2 separate regions of the Homo sapiens genome follow, and region 1 is linked to region 2. A link is an interaction called in ENCODE POLR2A ChIA-PET data of the cell type or tissue named here. Cell type or tissue: OCI-LY7. All regions are shown on one strand. Region 1 holds the start of LOC124902456 (a long non-coding RNA gene). Region 2 has its middle 10 kb from the start of C10orf55.

What was found. Peaks named below come from ENCODE experiments on the same cell type or tissue, not always from the same donor. Only the 100,000 strongest peaks of a DNase experiment are listed, where the experiment ranks them.
Region 1: POLR2A ChIA-PET joins it to region 2 with 5 read pairs; 1 of 35 experiments calls an interaction of 5 or more read pairs at or near these places.

What each region holds. Positions count from the first base shown.
Region 1 is chr10:74,226,125-74,230,124 of GRCh38, forward strand. The region is part of intron 3 of ADK (adenosine kinase); the gene reads left to right. It overlaps LOC124902456 (a long non-coding RNA gene), which reads left to right and starts at 3,942. Exons shown (of 2, transcript XR_007062198.1): 1 at 3,942-4,000. RefSeq lists an enhancer at 1,813-1,862. In OCI-LY7, no CTCF peak of the experiment used is centred here; DNase peaks (open chromatin) are centred at 1,777 and 2,147; H3K27ac peaks cover 930 bases.
Region 2 is chr10:73,930,938-73,934,937 of GRCh38, forward strand. No RefSeq gene overlaps it. Among named protein-coding and RNA genes, the nearest start is that of C10orf55, 10 kb to the left of the region's middle. RefSeq lists enhancers at 1,014-2,213, 1,448-1,497 and silencers at 1,078-1,137, 1,258-1,307. In OCI-LY7, no CTCF peak of the experiment used is centred here; a DNase peak (open chromatin) is centred at 1,564.

The DNA of each region.
Region 1 (4,000 bases), 300 kb after region 2:
TGAGACAGACTCTTGCTCCGTCACCTAGGCTGGAGTGTGGTGGCATGATCTTGGCTCACTGCAACCTCTGCTTCCTGGGTTCAAGCGATTCTCCTGCCTCAGCGTCCTGAGTAGCAGGGATTACAGGCACCCGCCACCATGCCCAGCTAATTTTTATATTTTAGTAGAGATGGGGTTTCGCCATGTTGGCCAGGCTGGTCTTGAATTCCTGACCTCAAGCGATCCACCCACCTCAGCCTCCCAAAGTGCTGGGATTATCACAGGCTTGAGCCACCGTGCCCAGCCCCTACATTTTATTACGAAAAGTTTTAAACATATGTTATGTGTTCACCCATATATTTACCACCAAGGTTTTATCATTAACATATTACTGCACTTGTTTTATCTATTTATTCTTCTGTTCGTGCATTACTTCATCTGTTTTTTGGATGCATTTCGAAGTAAATTGTAGACATCAATATGCTTCTCTCTAAATATTTCAACACATATACCATTAACTAGAGTTTTATATTTCAAAGTTTTTTTTTTTTAGTTTCACCTGTTCTAAAATTTCTTATAAACTGAGTCATATATATGTCCTATTTTGTATAAGGCTTCTGTCACTCCCTGTGTTTTTGAAATTCATCAGTGTTGTTGCATATATCAGTTAATTCCTTTTCATTTTTGCAGATTAACATTCTGTTGTTTATTTGTTCTATTATTGCTAAGTATTGCCACTTGTTTGATTTGTCATTATTGATGGTCTTGATATTTTTGGCTGCTGGCTCTCTTCCTTGTAGTTTTTGACCTACATACCAAAGAAAACTTTCAGTTGAATATGGCACCATAAAAGCAGAGTATTAATTTTAAAAAATTAAAACAGTTATTGAATTAATGAATTTCATGAATTATGAAAGCTGTTTATAAATAATCTCATTTGTGTCTTTGCAACTCAAATAGCCAAAATCTTGGTAGGGTGGTGGTCATGGAAGTCAGAGTCTGCTAAGGAGTGTATAACAACTCACCTGCTGTATTAAAAACAAAAAAATCTTTTTGTGTTCAAGACTAAGCTTTAAACAATATAAGAGATATGGATATAAAACAAAATTTTATCTAATCAGTAATTCCATGCTTTATTCTCATAAAACATTATTACAACTTCTTAATTTCAGTCTGTTAAAGCTTGATTAATTATAAAATTGTAAAAATGTGTTGGCACCATCACATTGACCTGCTCTTTGAAAATTAACCCTAATTCTATAAGAGTACCAATAAGAGAGTACAGTGATAGCTCTAATTATCTTGATATTAATAAATAAAGAGTGGCCTGGCATGGTGGTTCACATGTGTAATCCCAACACTTTGAGAGGCTGAGGTGGAAGGATTGCTTGAGGCCAGCAGTACAAGACCAGCCTGGGAAACATAGTGAGACCCCATCTCTACGAAAAACTTAAAAAAGGCCGGGCACGGTGGCTCACGCCTGTAATCCCAGCACTTTGGGAGGCCGAGGTGGGTGGATCACCTGAGGTCAGGAGTTCAAGACCAGCCTGGCCAAGATGGTGAAACCCTGTCTCTACTAAAAATACAAAAATTAGCCAGGCATGGTTGTGGGTGCCTGTAATCCCAGCTACTCAGGAGGCTGAGGCAGGAGAATTGCTTGAATCTGGGAGGAAAAGTTGCAGTGAGCCAAGATCACGCTACTGCACTCCAGCCTGGGTGACAGGGCGAGACTCTGTCTCAAAAAAAAGAAAAAAAAATTAGCCTGATGAGGTGGTGTGTGCCTGCAGTCCCAGCTGCTCAGGAAGCTGAGGCAGGTAGATCTCTTGGGCCTAGGAGATCAAGGCTGCAGTGAACCATGATCATTCCACTGAGCTCTGGACTGGACAGCAGAGTGAGACCTTGCCTTTAAAAAAATAAAAAAAGAATACCAATAAGAGAGTACAATGATAGTTCTAATTATCTTGATATTAATGAATATTAAGTATGTTTTCATTAAAACATTTTTAGTTCCTGAAATTTTGTGATTCAGATTTCATATACACTTAGTCACTGATGCTTCACGAGTATACTTGTTTCTCTGTCTGAGGAAGATTGGCATGGGAAAACAGGGAAATATTGGTCAGCAGTGACACTTGTTTTTCTAAGCAAAGTGGTTTTTCTCAACTTCCTGTTTTTCATTATTCTACATACTGAAGACCTTGGGGGATGATTTTAAGTAGAGAAAGCTGAGCAATTCAAGTTGTGATGTGATTTATCTAAAACTATAGGATTTATAGTTTGTTCTATACATGATCCAGTAATCAACTGGTTTCATTAGCTTTCTAGTTTTTTTCAGTTTTAGTTTTGTAAATGGAATAATTTAAAATAAATTAGGAAAACATCACTATTTTACTAAGTATTTTTTCACCTACTTTCCATTGTGCTAGGCATTAAAGAAAAGATAGTGTGCAGCTTTTTATATGTCAATTATACTTCAATAAAGCGGTTTAAGAAAAAGTAAAAGATACTGATTTTATTTATAAATGGAATCTTACTCTCCAATAGTGGCTTTTCAAAATCTTTGGACACATCTGCAGTTATTGAAAATAGAACCATTTTGTTTCCATGAATATCTATTTTATGAATATATAAATTTTGTATTACCTTGGATTATGAGATCTGATCATATAGATTTAGGTAAGGAAAGTTAAAAGTTGTCTGGAGTTAGGGGTGAATTCCAAATGCAAATATAAATAAATTCAGAAGTATCCATACTACTTAACACAGAGTAACCTGGTATCTGAAGATTTTTTTTTTGTTTGCTATAAGGCAAGGGGAAAATCTCTTTAAAAGGGATTCACATTTATTTACTTGGCTTTTTAAGATAGCTACCAAGGTAAACAGTGAACTTTTGTAAGCAGTGTATACTGTTCTAAATATGAAGTGTATTTTCCCTTCTGATAGTGAATGAATTCCATTATGATTTTTTAATGTCAAAAATTAAATTATTTTGTCAGAATAACCCCTTAAATTTTTAAATGTTGTCTTATAAAAGTTAATTATATTGTGATATTTAAATGCTTGCCAATTTACGATTATGATGAGATGGAAGAAAATAAATAAATTATGCAATAGGCATGAACCTTCAAGGGTATTAGGACGTGCTCAGGATATGATCTTTGGTGCAGTGTAAAAATGTAATTTCTTAGTGAATAGGTCAATTTCCAAACCAGCAGGAAAGTTATAAGTATTTAAATGGAATGTGTAGGGATATGTCAGGGAAGTTAGAGACAATAACATCTGGTATGCTTTTTTTTTTTTTTTTTTTTTGGTGAGATGGAGTCTCGCTCTGTCGCCCAGGCTGGAGTGCAGTGGCGTGATCTCGGCTCACTGCAAGCTCCGCCTCCTGGGTTCACGCCATTCTCCTGCCTCAGCCTCCAGAGTAGCTGGGACTACAGGCGCCCACCACCACGCCCGGCTAATTTTTTGTATTCCTAGTAGAGAAAGGGTTTTGCCGTGTTAGCCAGGATGGTCTTGATCTCCTGACCTCGTGATCTGCCCGTCTTGGCCTCCCAAAGTGCTGGGATTACGGGCGTGAGCCACCGCGCCCGGTCTGGTATGCTCTTAAATTAATTGTTAATGCTGTGACTTAGCAGTTCTTTGAAATCATCAAGATCATAGACTGGGCTTGTGCCTATAATCCCAGCACTTTGGGAGGCTGAGGCAGGAGGATTGCTTGAGTCTACGAGTTGGAGACCAGCCTGGACAATATAGTGAGACTCTTGTCTCTACAAAAAGTTAACAAAAGTAGCCGGATGTGGTGGTGCCTGCCTGTAGTCCCAGCTACTTGGGAGACTGAGGTGGGAGGATTGCTTGAGACCAGGAGGTCCAGGCTGCAGTGAGCTATGATCCGTGCCACTGTGCTCCAGCCTGGGTGACAGAATGAGACCCTGTTAAAAGAATCTTTTTTTTTTTTTTTTTTGGTAAGAATGAGCTAAGAACTGGATATCTGTAAAGCTAATAGAAAAAAATCCTGTGAAGC
Region 2 (4,000 bases):
TTACAAGATAGGGGGCCCTTCCCTTTTAGGTAGCCGAAGCAGAGAGAGAAGGCAGTATACGTCAGCATTTTCTTCTCTGCACTTATAAGAAAGATCAAAGACTTTAAGATTTTCACTATTTCTTCTACCACTATCTACTAGGAACTTCAAAGAGGAACCAGGAGTACGGGAGGAGCATGAAAGTGGACAAGGAGTGTGACCATTGAAGCACAGCACCACAGGGAGGGGTTTAGGCCTCCGGATGACTGAAGGCAGGCCTGGATAATATCCAGCCTTCCACAAGAAGCTGGTGGAGCAGAGTGTTCCCTGACTCCTCCAAGGAAAGGAGACTCCCTTTTGCAGTCTGCTAAGTAACGGGTGCCTTCCCAGACACTGGTGTTACCACTTGAACAACGAGCCCTCAAGCAGCCCTTATGCGGGCGTGACAGAAGGCTCACCTCTTGCCTTCTAGGCCACTTCTCACAATGTCCCTTCAGCACCTGACCCTATACCCACCGGTTATTCCTAGGTTATATTAGTAATGCAACAAAGAGTAATAGTAAAAGCTGATGATTAATAATGTTTATAATAATGATTGATAATTGTCCATGATCATCTCTATATCTAATTTGTATTATGACTATTCTTATTCTAACTATTTTCTTTATTATACTGAAACAGTTTGTGCCTTCAGTCTCTTGCCTCAGCACCTAGGTAATCTTTCGCCCACACCTGTAATCCCAGCACTTTGGGCAGCCAAGGTGGGTAGATCACTTGAGCTCAGGAGTTTGAGATCAGCCTGGCCAACATGATGAAACCCCGTCTCTACTAAAAATACAAAAATTTGCTTGGCGTGGTGGCAGGCACCTGTAGTCCCAGCTACCTGGGAGGCTGAGGCAAGAGAATCGCTTGAACCAGGAGGTGGAGGTTGCAGTTAGCAGAGATTGTGCCATTGCACCACTCCAGCCTGGGTGACAGAGCGAGACTCTGTCTCAAAAAAAAGAAAGAAAGTCGGGTGGGGATCCCCCATCTAGAGTCCAGCCTCCTGGGGTTGGGCTGTTCAGCTCCAGGAAGCCCCTGGTGTGGCTAAAAGGTTTGGGCAGCCCCTGAAGCTGCCTTGGGATCAGACTCTCATTGGTGCTCCTCAGGTCTAGGATTTTCTTCCCAACTCAGAGGGGAGAAGGGAAATGACGTTGTTTATTGTGTCTGGAGCTGTGGGGCCTTTACCTAAGCCCTGTCAGGAAGGTTGTGTTTTCGCCAGCTGAGATGCTGGGAGATGCACCCAGGATGGCTGGGTGCCTGCGGGTTGGAGGGGAGAAAGCAGAGCGAAGGGAAGAGGTGTTAGACAAGCAAAGGAGCCCTGGCTCTTAATTTTCACCCCTAAGTCCTTGGTTTTGGCCTGGGACTGTAAAACCCCTCACAGAGCAGTAGGGGTTCTTAGCCCCAGGGTCAGACATGGAGTGGTCCCTGGAACCCTCAGTGCCTTACCCCAAGTGGCTAACCTCCTTCCTGAACAGGCAGATGTGTCATGCTGGGCAGCACCTCTCCCTCCCGACACCTGCATGGTGACTCAAACTCCCAGGTAAAGCCCAACCCGATGGGAAATGACTCAGCATTGAAGTTCTCTTCCCCTCATTGGGGAGGGAGCAGGAAGCCCGAAGCTGGGCCTGACGCTCCCCTTTGATTTCTCAAGGTAGTGACGGGGGAAGGGGAGCTTTGCAGGGGAGTTTTGCCTGGCCAACATGGTGAAACCCTGTCTCTACTAAAAATATAAACACTTGCTGGGCGTGGTGGCGGGCGCCTGTAATCCCAGCTACTCAGGAGGCTGAGGCAGGAGAATCACTTGACCCAGGAGGTGGAGGTTGCAATGAGCCGAGATTGTGCCATTGCACCACTCCAGCCTGGGTGACAGAGTGAGACTCCCTCTCAAAAAGAAGAAAGTTGGGGTGGGGTGTCCCCCTAGAGCATCTTCTTCCTACAGCTTCTGCTTTTACACACACACTCTCTCTCTCTCTGTGTGTGTGTATGTGTAGACAGTCTAGGACACTTGAGGGTGGGCGTGCTGGGATCTACAAGACTTCCCCCTTGCCTTCATCTCTGTTGCCTGCCACTTCCTACCCTGCTGCCCTTTAGGGAGAGTTGAAAGTTTATTTCCTGCCCCAGTGAATTATTATTATTTTTGACTAGCGAAGGTGGGATTTGGGCAATAGGGAGGACTTTTGCTGATTGCCCAGACTGGAGACCTGACAGTGGGGTAGTGCTTAGGAGAGTCCAGTCGCTAGATCACGAAAGCTCCATTTAAAATGCATAGTTGGGGCTAGGCATGGTGGCTCACGCCTGTAATCCCAGGATTCTGGGAGGCCTAGGCGATGGATCCCTTGAGGCCAGGAGTTAGAGACCAGCCTGGCCAACATGGCAAAACCCCGTCTCTACTAAAAACACAAAAATTAGCTGGGCGTGGTGGCATGCACCTGTAATCCCAGCTACTCAGGAGGCTGAGGCACGAGAATCACTTGAACTTAAGAGGCAGAGTTTGCAGGGAGCTGAGATCGTACCACTGCACTCCGGCCTGGGTGACAGAGTGAGACTCCATCTCAAATAAATAAATAAAAATAAAAATAAAATGCACAGTTGGACTGTCTCTGGAAGGTTGCGGGCGAACCAGAAATGTAGTGACCTCCAGGAAGGAAAATTGCTACTACTCTTTTCCACATATCCTTTGATCACTTTTAAATTGTGTTCCATTTGCAAGTACTACCTACTCAAATGGAAAGAATAAAACATGGTTACCTGGGAAGGAAGATAAAAAGAGAGTCCTTTTCCATATTAGTGCTAAGCACTTCGTACAGTTCGTCCTTAACTGGACAAGAATTACGGAATCTCTATAGGATGATGTCAGGAGCTGTGCTGGATTCTGGAGACTCAGCGTCTACAAAACAGCATCCCTTGCCTCACAGCGATCCCAGTTGGGAGAGCAATTCAGACAGACAGCAAGGCAATGAACACGCAGTGTCAGAAGCGTGATGATGAGAAGTGCAGACACCAGGGAATTGCAAAGGAGGCTCCTCTGCCCAGACCTGGGGAGAAAAGACCTTTCTGGACCCAGTGATATCCAAGCTGAGACCAGGAGTTAGTCGGAGGGGAAGAGAGCTCCAGGCACAGGGAACAGCACAACATACGCAAAGACTGCAGGAGCCGTATAAAACTTGACTGCTTCCTTGGAACTGCAAGCAGTCAACATGTCTGGAGTATTGAGTTTGGAGAGGGTGTGTGGAAGAATGAAGCCACAGAGGTAAGGTCAGATCATAGAGTATTTTATAAGCTAATGTAAGGTCAGTTAGTGGTCACCTTGAACAGGTGTGAAGCCCTGGGGGACAGGGGTTAATAATCTACCTGTATTGGAATGCTGTTTTGCCAAGCACTGTAATCTTTTTATGCATTAGCTCATTTAACACTTCCAAAAAGCGCCTGAGATTTTTACCATCATTTTTTTCTTTTCTTTTTTCTTTTTGTTTTTTGTTTTTGTTGTTGTTGTTGTTGTTTAGACGAAGTCTGACTCTGTAGCCCAGGCTGGCGTGCAGTGGCGTTATCTCGGCTCACAACAACCTCTGCCTCCCGGGTTCAAGCGATTCTCCTGCCTCAGCCTCCAGAGCAGCTGGGATTATAGGTGCGTGCCACTGCACCCGGCTAATGTTTTGTTTATTTAGTAGAGACAGGGTTTCGCCATGTTGGCCAGGCTAGTCTTGAACTCCCGACCTCAGGTAATCCACCTGCCTCGGCCTCCCAAAGTGCTAGGATTACAGGCGTGAGCCACCGTGCTTGGCCTACTATCATTTTTTTCTATTTAATGTTTTGTAAGTAAGTGAGGAAACTGAGGCTCAAAGAGGTTAAATTTAGTAGAAAATCTTACAGGGTCACAAATGGAATAATATAAATGTCTAGGGGCACAGCTAGCCCAGGGAGAGTGGGGATCTCACCCAGACATGCACTGTCTGCCATGCGACCTCCCCATTCAGATAGA